Regions from separate parts of the Homo sapiens genome. Here region 2 is linked to region 1. A link is a contact called in ENCODE Hi-C or POLR2A ChIA-PET data. All regions are on one chromosome and are shown on one strand. The core of a region is the stretch at or near the end of the contact, and the rest is flanking DNA. Distances in the headings are between cores, read along the strand shown. Region 1 holds the start of HTR1B (5-hydroxytryptamine receptor 1B). Region 2 overlaps LOC100506851 (a long non-coding RNA gene).

Region 1 (6,517 bases), core at 1,530-4,029:
GTTGGTAACAAATTTACAAAGGTCAAAAGCTTGCCAGTTTCCTGATTGTTAGTAAGTCTGAGGTTTGGTTCTGCAATTTTTTCTTTTTTAAACAAACAAAAAACAAGACAAAAACAGGCTCAATTTTAGTTTCTCTAAGCTTTTCTAAAGTTCTTATATGTCATTTTCTAGCAATCTTTTCTCCTGCCCAAACTTCAATAACAACAACAACAAAAAAGAAACAAGTTTATTTTCTTTTCAATATCGTTTTTAGGGCCCTTAACTGTATTTTTAAGGTTTCTGGAGAAGGAAGATAGTTCTCTTGGTTTCTTTATATGTTAGCACACAAGGAATCACAGATGGGAAGGAGAGTGCAAATGACTATCAGATAAAAGTTTCATGCATTTTAAGATTTTTTTACAAGTCAAAATATACATCCTCCTATTGCCCCCACCCCATTCCTCAATTGTGTAAGAACTATCCCCATGTCATCAGTCTCCTTCACATCTCACTAAATTGGATAAGAAATAAAGACACTTTTCTTGTTAAGAAACAGTATATTTCCAATACTAATCGGTTTTACCAATTGCATTAGTAAGAAATATAGCAGCAGTGTGGGCTGAGTCACCCATCATACCCTTCATTTATGGGGATTTAAATGTGTAAAGTGACAGGTACATGAAATTAAGAGAAAAAATAAAGCAGTCTGCAGACTTCGGCACTAGCACACATAATGGTTTGTTTGTTAGAGTTGTGGCTTGACAATCGCTAAACAGGAATTACAAAATTGTAAATCTGCAGAAAACAAACAATCATAGGTGTTGATTCTCAGTTTAACACTCCTCATCTCCCATTCCCACCCACCCACCCCCATATAGTTTCAAGTATAATAAAAATAGAGATCTCAGCATCAGAATTTTGCTGTTAACTCTTCAAGGTTTCTCTGCGCCATCCAAGCCACACATAGGGTTTGAAGCACCAAATCCACAAGTTTCTCCAACCAAGTTTAAATAGACAAAAAGTGAAGACTGAATGATGCCAAAGTAACTGTTCTTAAATTAAGCTGTAACACAAAGTTCTCCCCCCAAAAACACAGGGCATTAAGCGTCTAGTTCAAGTACTGCCAGGCTGTATGTAGATCTGTCTCAGACAGGCTTCAGACAACAATTACAAGTACACTGCTTCTAGTGGGCATTATCCACGATACCAAAGCAGGGCAGGGATTCCCTTCCATTATCAATTTTTAAAAGTTGCAACCCCCTTTGGGATTGGCTGCCGCAGGGTCAGTGCTGAGCCCGGGGCTTGAGGGGAGGAAGTGAGCCTCCTCCTGGGCAGGGAAGCTCTACATTTAGTTTCAACACTTCTCCTTTCAGAGCTCTCTCTCAGGACTATTCTGGCTTCTCAGGATCCATTGCCCTTGCCCAGGAGAGAGAGCCTCGCTGGGACCCAGAAACCGCGAAAGAAGATTCGACCTACCTGTGGAACCAGACACAACTTGGTCCCCAAAGGTCGCTTAGGCGACCCCACTGCAAACGGCAAGTCAACTTGTGCACTTAAAACGTATCAGTTTATGGAATGCTTGTTTAAAGTCCTCATTGGACATGGTATAGATTATGGGGTTGATGAGGGAGTTGAGATAGCCCAGCCATGTGAAGAAGTCAAAGATGGCTAGGTGGAACCAGCAGGCATCTTTGCAGATAGGCATCACTAGGGAGATGATGAAGAAGGGTAGCCAACACACAATAAAGGCTCCCAAAATGATCCCTAGGGTCTTGGTGGCTTTGCGCTCCCTAGCGGCCATGAGTTTCTTCTTTTCCAGCAGGGCGTCGGAGACTCGCACTTTGACTTGGTTCACATACACAGGAGATCCGGATTCGCTGGGCACGTCGGGAACCCGCGAGTTAATAGAGGTGACCGAGGACGTGGACCCGGGGGAGTCGGTTATCAGCTGGGCTCGGGTCAAGCGCTTGCCGGTCCTGTTGGGCGTCTGTTTCAAAATCCGGGAGCGGGCTTCTACGTAGATGCGGCCATAGAGGGCGATGAGGAGCAGGGTGGGGAAGTAGAAAGCACCCACCGTGGAGTAGACCGTGTAGAGGATGTGGTCGGTGTTCACCACGCATTCCGACACCTCCTCTTCGGCCTTAGCCTGACGCCAGAAGAAGGGCGGCAGCGAGATAGAGATGGAGAAGACCCACACCAGCGCGATCATGACCGCCGCCCTCTTGGGAGTCCTTTTAGCTGAGTACTCCACGGCGTCCGTGATGGCCCAGTAGCGGTCCAGGGCGATGACACAGAGGTGCAGGATGGAGGCAGTGCAACAAGTGATGTCCGACGACAGCCAGAAGTCACAGACCACCTGGCCCAGTGTCCAGCGGCCGGTGACAGTGTACATGGTGCTGATGGGCATCACCAGGATGGACACAAGCAGGTCGGTGACCGCCAGAGAGGCGATCAGGTAGTTAGCCGGGGTGTGCAGTTTCCGGGTCCGGTACACTGTGGCAATCACAAAGGCATTGGAGAGCGTGGTGGCCAAGGTGATGAGCGCCAATAGCATAACCAGCAGTACTTTCCAGGGTAGGGAGATGGAGTCCTGGTAAATGTAGTCCTTGGCGCTGCAGTTTTGGGAGGGAGCAGAGGATAAGTTGGCTTGAGGAACCCAGGTCTCGGAGCCCGCGGGCGGCGGTGGAGCGCACTGAGCACCCGGTTCCTCCATGGCTCTCCTCGCCCCAGCTCCGGAGCGCAGCTCTTGGGCATGGAGCGGACGAAGGAGAGGGCGGAAGGACCGTGGCGATCGCAGGTTTGTCCCCAGTTGATAGTTCCGTGAGTTCCTCAATTATTCCTCCGCCCAGGTTCACAGCTGAAACTAGAGGTCATGGGTGCGGCAGCCAAGGCAGGCGGGCGCCTCCCCTGCACTTCCAGAGCGCCTAGCTAAGCCGCCGCGTCTGTGGTTGTTCCTCTCCACACCGGGTCTTAGACCTGGGTTGCTAAGAGCTGGCCCACCGAGCCCTGCTCCGCTCCAGCTCCCTGGAGGCGTCTAGTGCAGGAGGGTGAAGTACTGCTTGAGGAGAAGGCTTTGACCAAATGGGATCTCTTACCCCAGTTGCTTGAGGCTGAGCGTCTCCTAACCTGGACGCTTTTGGATCTGCAGACTTTGCCCACAGGAGTTTCCTAGGTGTAGAGACCAAAGCTTGCAGGCCAGCGAGAGGTCCCGAGATCTTGCATTCCCACCCCTCGCCCCAAGCTGGGGCACTTTTGGGGGGCTGCAGCGGCCGCCAGAGCTGGGTGGGGTGAAGTCTAGGAGCAGCGCTGCGCCGCGCCTCGCGCCGGAGCTCTGCCCTCCCTCTCTTTTCACTCTCTGGCCACTCGGACGAGCTGCCCCGCGGAGACGGAGCCATAAAAGGGGGGACACGGGGGCTGGAGTTGCGGCTGCTCGGGCCGCGCCGCCGCCACCGCCACCCTGGTCCCACGGGAGCCACTCGGAGCCATGCCACTGGGTGCGCGGGTCTGGAGGACCTGGCGCGGCACACTGGGAAGGGGCAGGTGTCTGGGGGAGCTGGAGGGACGCGGCGTGCACCAGCCCGGGAGAAGCGTGCGAGCTACGGAGCAGATGGGCTCTTTATATAGAGTCCAGGTCCGGTCCGCCAGAGCAGTGCAACTCGTGCGGCGCGGCGGGTGCGGACGCCCGCTCCCCATCACCTTCCCTTTTTCTCTCTCCCTCCCTCTTTTCCCCCCGCCCTGTTCCTTTCCTGGCCAAGGAAGCTCCCGCCGGGTCCTACCGCCCTATCTCCCCGCTTCCCACCCTGGGCCATCCTCCCAGCCCTGACAACCTGGAGCTGCATTTCTGGTCAGGGGAAGAAGGCGTCCTGTTCTCGCCTCTACGGACATCAGAGCTTGCTGCGCTGACCTCCAGTGAGACCCATGTCCTTAGCCATGGTCACAGGTTTAGTCCAGCAGTCTGGCCCTAGGCTCCTGCCTACCACTCCCACCCTAGGAGGCCAGTGTTAGGCGGGGAAGCCCTGGTCTCTGACCTCTCCGCTCTAAAATCATATCCAGCCCTGATGGCCACACCCAGGTTAGGAGGCACCAGTAATATCGCTGTAGAGGGCCCAATGTTTGCATTTTGTACTTTGCCGTCCTTAACTCTTGATACAATAAAAACTATTTTTTCATCTAGTTTTAGAAATTTGTGTTTTTCACTCAACTATGAGTCAACAGGGAAAAAGACAAGCTATCTGCGAAAATGTAAAAGTTATCACAAACAGAAGCCAACTGTATGTGAAATTAAACCTTCTGCTCCACCATCCTCTTCCAGCTGCTCAGTGCTTCAGTGCCTCTGGAAAACAGTTGCCAGTAAGCGTGTTCCTTCCAACAGCCTACCTAGAAAGGAGGTCATCAGAATTCAAGAAAAAAGGGGGATGGTGGGGCGGGGAGGACTGGAACCATCATCAGCACCATCTTGTGTGTCTCCTTTGCCTTCAACTAATATGTGGGAATGTCAGCCATAAGCTGCAGCATGCAATACCAGTACCTAGGTCTCATGACCAGGGACGGATCCCCTGTCCTCAGTTTCTCCTCTGACCTCAACAGAAACAAATGTAGGGTAGAGATGCAAATCAGAAAGTATGAAGAAAAGCTCCAGGAAAGGACAAGGTATTTTCAGCTCGAAGGATTAAATGATCCCCACTACGAATTCCTAGAGCCTAGATCCATGTTTGGCACCTAGAGTGTATCTAATAAAAACTGCATTGTAAATGAATTCATCTGTTTAAGCGCACATATATTTTAAAGAGAATCATTCTGTGTCAGAACCTAAGGCTATCTGATCTGATCCCTCCACCCAGTTTTAGAGGAAGAGTAATTGAGATCCTTTGAAAGAAGAGCTTTTTACCCAAGGCAATAAAGCACAAACCCAAGTTCCCTTAATTCCCGGTTCTCTAAACCAGGCAAGCAGGCAAAAAATAGAGTGCCTACTCTATGCTGAGTATTTTTCTAGGCATCCGAGGTATGGAGGCCAGTGGGAGTAGACTCAGACCCTCTTTTCCAGCAGTTTACATTCTAGAAGAGACAGACAATAACTACATGAACAAGTAAATAATTAATACTTATACTTTTCTGTAGTGTTAAGTGTTTTGAAGAAAAACACACATACACACATGCATGCATTGAGAGTGAGGGTACTCCTTTAACTAAGGTGGCAGCTCTTCAAGGACGTCCTCTAGATGCGGTCTGGGCTGCAGCAGCCACCCTGAGGATAAAAGCACAGCCTTCTCTCTTTTTCTCCTCCAGTCCTAGCACCTAGCATTTTGCCACCAACCTTAAGCCTCATTTTCACCACATTTTAAGGGATCCTTCCCATTCTCCCACCCCATCCACCTAGATAAACAATTATTTTTGTCAACTGCAGCGCTCACTTAGAAACCATAGAAGAGGGAAGCAAAGCCGGCGAGTTTAAACCGCTAGGTGGGGGCATTGGCCAGGACGGATCAAAAGTGTGTGCGATTGCGGGTGTGTCCTGTGGGAGTGCGGGGTGCCAGGAAACAATTTTCCCGTTATCCTAGGAGAACTGGAAACGATTAGAGACAAGTGTTAAAGGGATGGGAAGCGGGGGAAGGCCGACAGGAATGTAACCAGCTCCATGCGACCTTTCCTCTTTTAATTTCTGCTCGGGAGCATGGGACGGAGAAAAAACAAAGCAAAATTTGTTCCCCACACGGTTTTTGGCTTTAGCGGTTTGGGGACCTGTGGCTTTCTCCAGCCATGCCTCCACTGCTTCGCAGAGTCCCAGACTCCCAGAGGAATCCGCCCCTTGTAGGCAGTTTGATTTTACCCTCTTTGGTAAAGAGCTGCTTAAACACACACCGCCATCATATTGACCGGATGTTGGCAGAGTTCAGTGAAGAACCCCATTTCCTTAACCTGACTTCCGCATTTCAAGTATTCCTTTCTCACTTTAAAACACATAAAACATAGGTGTTTGCACAGAGGCGCATGTGTGTGAAACACCCAAGAGAGAAAGAGACCCTGTAAAGTCGCCTGTGCCTGGGTCACCCCTTCGGAGTAGGGGTCGCTGGGTAAGGTCCAAGTGCCAGCTCTGCAGTCCCCAGCGGCGCTAGAAGGAACCTCCAGGCAAGTTTTGGGGGAAATTCACCTGACAGGGGAGGAGCAGAGAGGGAATCAGTAGCGGAAGGGAAAGGGTGGAGATGGATTACCTGAGCGCAGCAAAACTTAGTTGAGTAGAAATAAGCTCCCGTATGAACACCGGGCACTAAAACTGCGAATTAATGTGGTTCCCTTATTATCAATTCCACGCACGTGTACGTTTGGCAGAAGCTGAGTAAGTGGAGAATAACTCTGGAACTGAAATGAAGTCAGTGAACCGACACAAAACCAGATCCTAGCGGTGAGCTGGCTGCGGAGGAACCAAAGAAAAATGAATCCTCGAGGAACCCTCTCCCATGCTAGGAAGATGTAGTTCTACAGCTGCAGCACCAAATTCGAGGCGCAGGCTGGGAAGTTTAAAGCGCAGCGCTAACCAGAC
Region 2 (6,517 bases), core at 2,468-4,967, 2.0 Mb after region 1:
TTGCATTTCTCTGATGGCCAGTGATGGTGAGCATTTTTTCATGTGTTTTTTGACTGCATAAATGTCTTCTTTTGAGAAGTGTCTGTTCATGTCCTTCACCCACTTTTTGATGGGGTTGTTTGTTTTTTTCTTGCAAATTTGTTTGAGTTCATTGTAGATTCTGGATATTAGCCCTTTGTCAGATGAGTAGGTTGTGAAAATTTTCTCCCATTTTGTAGGTTGCCTGTTCACTCTGATGGTAGTTTCTTTTGCTGTGCAGAAGTTCTTTAGTTTAATTAGATCCCATTTGTCAATTTTGGCTTTTGTTGCCATTGCTTTTGGTGTTTTAGACCTGAAGCCCTTGCCCATGCCTATGTCCTGAATGGTAATGCCTAGGTTTTTTTCTAGGGTTTTTATGGTTTTAGGTCTAACGTTTAAATCTTTAATCCATCTTGAATTAATTTTTGTATAATTCCTTGTGTAAGGAAGGGATCCAGTTTCAGCTTTCTACATATGGCTAGCCAGTTTTCCCAGCACCATTTATTAAATAGGGAATCCTTTCCCCATTGCTTGTTTTTCTCAGGTTTGTCAAAGATCAGATAGTTGTAGATATGTGGTGTTATTTCTGATGGCTCTGTTCTGTTCCATTGATCTGTATCTCTGTTTTGGTACCAGTACCATGCTGTTTTGGTTACTGTAGCCTTGTAGTATAGTTTGAAGTCAGGTAGCGTGATGCCTCCAGCTTTGTTCTTTTGGCTTACGATTGACTTGGCAATGTGGGATCTTTTTGGGTTCCATATGAACTTTAAAGCATTCTGTGAACAAAGTCATTGGTAGCTTGATGAGGATGGCATTGAATCTATAAATTACCTTGGGCAGTATGGCCATTTTCACGATATTGATTCTTCCTACTCATGAGCATGGAATGTTCTTCCATTTGTTTGTATCCTCTTTTATTTCATTGAGCAGTGGTTTGTAGTTATTGAAGAGGTCCTTCACGTCCCTTGTAAGTTGGATTCCTAGGTATTTTATTCTCTTTGAAGCAATTGTGAATGGGAGTTCACTCATGATTTGGCTCTCTGTTTGTCTGTTATTGGTGTATAAGAATGCTTGTGATTTTTGTACATTGATTTTGTATCCTGAGACTTTGCTGAAGTTGCTTATCAGCTTAAGGAGATTTTGGGCTGAGACAATGGGGTTTTCTAGATATATAATCATGTCATCTGCAAACAGGGACAATTTGACTTCCTCTTTTCCTAAATGAATACCCTTTCTTTCCTTCTCCTGCCTAATTGCCCTGGCCAGAACTTCCAACTCTATGTTGAATGGGAGTGGTGAGAGAGGTCATCCCTGTCTTGTGCCAGTTTTCAAAGGGAATGCTTCCAGTTTTTGTCCATTCAGTATGATATTGGCTGTGGGTTTGTCATAGATAGCTCTCATTATTTTGAGATATGTCCCATCAATACCTAATTTATTGAGAGTTTTTAGCATGAAGGTTGTTGAATTTTGTCAAAGGCCTTTTCTGCATCTATTGAGATAATCATGTGGTTTTTGTCTTTGGTTCTGTTTATATGCTGGATTACATTTATTGATTTGCGTATATTGAACCAGCCTTGCATCCCAGGGATGAAGCCCACTTGATCATGGTGGATAAGCTTTTTGATGTGCTGCTGGATTCGGTTTGCCAGTATTTTATTGAGGATTTTTGCATCAATGTTCATCAAGGATATTGGTCTAAGATTCTCTTTTTTGGTTGTGTCTCTGCCAGGCTTTGGTATCAGGATGTTGCTGGCCTCATAAAATGAGTTAGGGAGGATTCCCTCTTTTTCTATTGGTTGGAATAGTTTCAGAAGGAATGGTACCAGTTCCTCCTTGTACCTCTGTTAGAATTCAGCTGTGAATCCATCTGGTCCTGGACTCTTTTTGGTTGGTAAGCTATTGATTATTGCCACAGTTTCAGAGCCTGTTATTGGTCTATTCAGAGATTCAACTTCTTCCTGGTTTAGTCTTGGGAGTGTGTATGTGTTGAGGAATTTATTCATTTCTTCTAGATTTTCTAGTTTATTTGCATAGAGGTGTTTGTAGTATTCTCTGATGGTAGTTTGTATTTCTGTGGAATCGGTGGTGATATCCCCGTTATCATTTTTTATTGCGTCTATTTGATTCTTCTCTTTTTTCTTCTTTATTAGTCTTGCTAGCGGTCTATCAATTTTGTTGATCCTTTCAAAAAACCAGCTCCTGGATTCATTAATTTTTTGAAGGGTTTTTTGTGTCTCTATTTCCTTCAGTTCTGCTCTGATTTTAGTTATTTCTTGCCTTCCGCTAGCTTTTGAATGTGTTTGCTCTTGCTTTTCTAGTTCTTTTAATTGTGATGTTAGAGTGTCAATTTTGGATCTTTCCTGCTTACTCTTGTGGGCATTTAGTGCTATAAATTTCCCTCTACACACTGCTTTGAAAGTGTCCCAGAGATTCTGGTATGTTGTGTCTTTGCTCTCGTTGATTTCAAAGAACATCTTTATTTCTGCCTTCATTTCGTTATGCACCCAGTAGTCATTCAGGAACAGGTTGCTCAGTTCCATCTGAGCTTTGAAGAGAGCAGTGGTTCTCCCAGCACGCAGCTGGAGATCTGAGAACAGGCAGACTGCCTCCTCAAGTGGGTCCCTGACCCCTGACCCCCGAGCAGCCTAACTGGGAGGCACCCCCCAGTAGGGGCAGACTGACACCTCACACGGCCGGGTACTCCTCTCAGACAAAACTTCCAGAGGAACGATCAGACAGCAGCATTCGCGGTTCAAGAAAATCCGCTGTTCTGCAGCCACCACTGCTGGTACTCAGGCAAACAGGGTCTGGAGTGGACCTCTAGCAAACTCCAACAGACCTGCAGCTGAGGGTCCTGTCTGTTAGAAGGAAAACTAACACACAGAAAGGACATCCACACCAAAAACCCATCTGTACCTCACCATCATCAAAAACCAAAAGTAGATAAAACCACAAAGATGGGGAAAAAACAGAGCAGAAAAACTGGAAATTCTAAAAAGCAGAGTGCCTCTCCTCCTCCAAAGGAATGCAGCTCCTCACCAGCAATGGAACAAAGCTGGATGGAGAATGACTTTGACGAGTTGAGAGAGGAAGGCTTCAGACGATCAAACTACTCCGAGCTACGGGAGGAAATTCAAACCAAAGGCAAAGAAGTTGAAAACATCCCCTTTCTTAAGTGTATACACAGGTGGGATTTAGATGGGATGAGGGAGGAGGGGACACTTAAATCAAGGGAACAGCCTGAGTAATGGCAATATATTCATGTATGAGAGAAGTAATAAGGAGAGTAGCCAGACTACAGCAGACAATTTCTCCTAGAGGGGGATTGTGGGAGGTTAAGGAGGAATCTTCTGGTGGCACAATCTTATAGAATAGTGGGTGTGCTCGGTTGTAGAGTGATGGGTGGGTGCCAAAGAGATGTGGAGGAGAAGAAGGTGGCAAAGCTCACAGGTGGGTCTCTCCACTGTGGAGAGAACTGGGTTGCTATCCTGAGTGCAAAGTCAGGAAGCAGTACACAAAACCACCCTTACTTCTGACACCAAATGCAATTCCAGGGTTTCTGGAGACCACTCTCAGTTTCCATAGTTCACTAGAAGGACTCACAGAACTCACTGAAAGCTGTTATATTCATGGTTTTGATTTATCACAGTGAAAGGTTACAGAATCAAATCAGTCAAGGGAAGTGATACATAGGGCAGTGTCCAGAAAAGTCCCCAACAAAGAACTGATTGTTCTCTTCCAGCATATTGTGGACAGCATTAGCTTTCCCAGTAACATTGTGAGGCAATATGCACAAAGTACTGCCAACCAGGGAAGCTCACCCACGGCTTGGTGCCCAGAGTTTTTATTGGGACTCAGTCACACAGACCTGGTTGATCACCCATGTGTTCGACCTCAGTCTCCAGCCCCACCAAAAGCACATTATTAGACTGCTGGCGTGGCCCAAGTCCCTCAGGTAGACAAAGATATGACATTCTAAGGGGTTAGAGAGTACCTCCCAGGGCCCAAGGAAAAAGCCAGGCTTCTCTTTGGGTATGGGCAATTTATTACTATACCCTGAGGTAACATATTTTGTTCTTCATTTTGTCCCCTTTTTCTTTTCTTCTTCTTCTCATTTCTGTCCTTTTCCAAAATTTTTAAGGTATATATCTATGCCCAAACAGTCTATGCCCAGAAGACCCTCTCCTCTGCTGCTGTCCAGTCACTGTCATAGTGACTGGGTTCTATGTACTGAGAACAGGGTCAGTGGCGTCTCTTCATTCTAAGTTTGACAAACGCCGCAGAGTATGCTGGGAAAATTTCCTGGTGCCAGGACCCTGGAGAATGTTATTTGCAAGACAGTTTCCTCCTCAAGTTGAAAAAATACACAAACAAATACAAGTCACGTCAGAAACCAAGTACTAAAAGTCTGAATCCCATGGCAGCATAGGGATTGCCCCTTTCCACTAGGGATAGAGCATGCTGAAGATTTATGCTGGGTCATATAGTCTCAAACAATGAGAGTTCTTAAAAATATTAAATTACCCTAAATAAATTGACTATGTGATTCAGGTAAGGCTGCCTCACAGCCTTAGAATAGGTCCTTTTAAAGCTCTCTCAGGTGTCTTTTTGTTTTATTTGAGATTCCTTTCTTTGCCACCCTGTTTCCTTCAGTGAATGCTCAGCCAGGGAAAGCCTTCTCAGAAAACGAGGAGATTTCACCACCTTGAGTCTTTGATCTTCCTTAATTATCTTTAGAGATTTCTATAAGAGTAGCCTGCCTTAATTTTTTTTTTTTATTCTTTGGAAACATCAGACTGGGTCCAGCTTTGGGCTTATGCCTACATTATAAATGCTAAAGGGCTTTATTTGCAAATAAATTACTTCCCACACACACTTGTCAAACTAAATCATAAGGCACAAAAATAAAAGGACTTGAATTGACAAAAATGATAATTATTCGCAAAGGGAAACCATTTCAAATGTGTTCCTACTTACCCACACCTACTTTTTGATCTTTGGTCCAAAAACCCTCTTAAATTAAGCGTTTTGCTTTCAGTGCACTTATCTCAGAATTGTGGAATGAAATAAATAGGGAACATAAATGGCATTATTTTAAAATAATGCAATTTGTGTCTAGTATGGTCATGTGTGGTACTCTTACTTATTATGCTGAACTGTAATTTAAAATAGTTCATATCCTATATACTAAAAACTAACCCAGGGTTTTCTCCTACATTTTCAAAAATCATTATTATACATTCATATTGTCATTAACATTGATCATGCTGCCAGACAAGTGTTCTGCTTTATATATTTAATTAGATGTTTTATGTTTTATACTTGCACCTTGAGGTAATCTTAACATGAAGGGGACAATTTTGTAACTGCAAAAAAAAAAAAAAAAACCCAACACATATAATGAATAATATGTTTCCTGCTGCATAGAACTTTTAAAAGCCAAAATTCCTGCCTCAAAATGTTTTCAGGCTAAGGAAATTATTAGGAAAATTAAATGCTTTTAAAATGTCAAGAGTGAGTTAGTTCACTTATTTGGTTTGAGTTTTGGTTTGTTTGATGTATTCATGAAACCTGTTCTTATAGATGAGTCTATTTTTGCTGAAGAGAAATTATGAAGGTTTATTAAATAGGTTATTTGTAATCCTTAAAAAATTAAAGATAATGTAAGTGCCCCAAAATAGGAGGCTGGTTGCATAATGATGGAGCATCCATACAATGTGGCCCATAAAAGTCAGGATGTAAAATATTTAATGATATAGAAAAATGTTTACTATATGTTAAGTGAAAAAATAAGATTATAATGTAGTATGCACAGAATACTCCTTATTTGATTAAGAAAAAGTATGTATTCTATGAATAAATAATATATGTCAATATGCACAGAAAACACTGAAAGGATGTTCATACTAGGTTAATAGTGGTTCTCTTTACATAAATTAGGCATGGTTTGGAAGATCATAAATCATTAATTCTTAGAGACAAAGAAACTTTGAGATCACTTAATTCAGTTGCTCATTAACTCACCAGATAACTCATTCCATATACCGATTGATCCAAATATTTGGGAGTTTTTTCTTAACTTGTGTCTGCCTCCCTGTAATTTCCACTAGCTGATCCTATGTCTGCCCTCTGGAGCAGTGGGGAATAAATTCAATTCTTTATACATGACTGCTTCAACTATTTAAAGACAACTCCCAGTTCTTCCTAAATCTTTTTTTCTTCAGGGCGACAGTTTATTCAGTCTTTCTTTATGGTTTCCTGACTCCTCCCATGGCCCCACCATACTTACCTGGAGGCCCGGGAGTTGTTTGCATCCCTCTAAAATGAGTCATCCACAGTAGACCCTGCATTCCAAGTGTTCTTTGGCCAGATAGAAGCCAGTAAACCTCTTTGTTCCTTTGATCTCTGCGTAGCAAAAGCTGTCATTCATATCAACTTAAAGTTAACTAAAACTCTTTCAGGAAGTTTCTGCATAAGCAACTATTAAGAACCATCTGAT

What was found. Hi-C counts contacts between places; a loop is a spot of excess contacts on that map. ChIA-PET counts read pairs that join two places held with the same protein, here RNA polymerase II (POLR2A). Pooled maps may share reads with other maps.
Region 2: a loop to region 1 is called in a map of endothelial cell of umbilical vein, with 5 times the contacts of the local background. The contact joins the enhancer-like site here to the promoter of HTR1B in region 1. A Hi-C loop is called at or near these places in 1 of 168 maps with a recorded cell type or tissue (endothelial cell of umbilical vein), 5 of 37 single-sample maps with no recorded cell type and 10 of 50 pooled maps. POLR2A ChIA-PET finds 5 or more read pairs at or near these places in 1 of 52 experiments (activated CD4-positive, alpha-beta T cell).

The regions. Positions count from the first base shown.
Region 1 is chr6:77,460,712-77,467,228 of GRCh38, forward strand. HTR1B (5-hydroxytryptamine receptor 1B) reads right to left here and starts at 2,780. Exons shown (of 1, transcript NM_000863.3): 1 at 213-2,780. The coding sequence starts at 2,692. The coding sequence ends at 1,520. The region is part of intron 5 of LOC105377864; the gene reads left to right. RefSeq lists a silencer at 1,646-1,790 and enhancers at 5,510-5,559, 5,770-5,829.
Region 2 is chr6:79,457,579-79,464,095 of GRCh38, forward strand. The region is part of intron 5 of LOC100506851 (a long non-coding RNA gene); the gene reads left to right. Among named protein-coding and RNA genes, the nearest start is that of LCA5, 77 kb to the right of the region's middle. RefSeq lists an enhancer at 6,194-6,488. Within about 2 kb of position 3,718, at least 2 of the 41 ENCODE cell types and tissues checked have a DNase peak (open chromatin) inside an H3K27ac peak, as active enhancers do.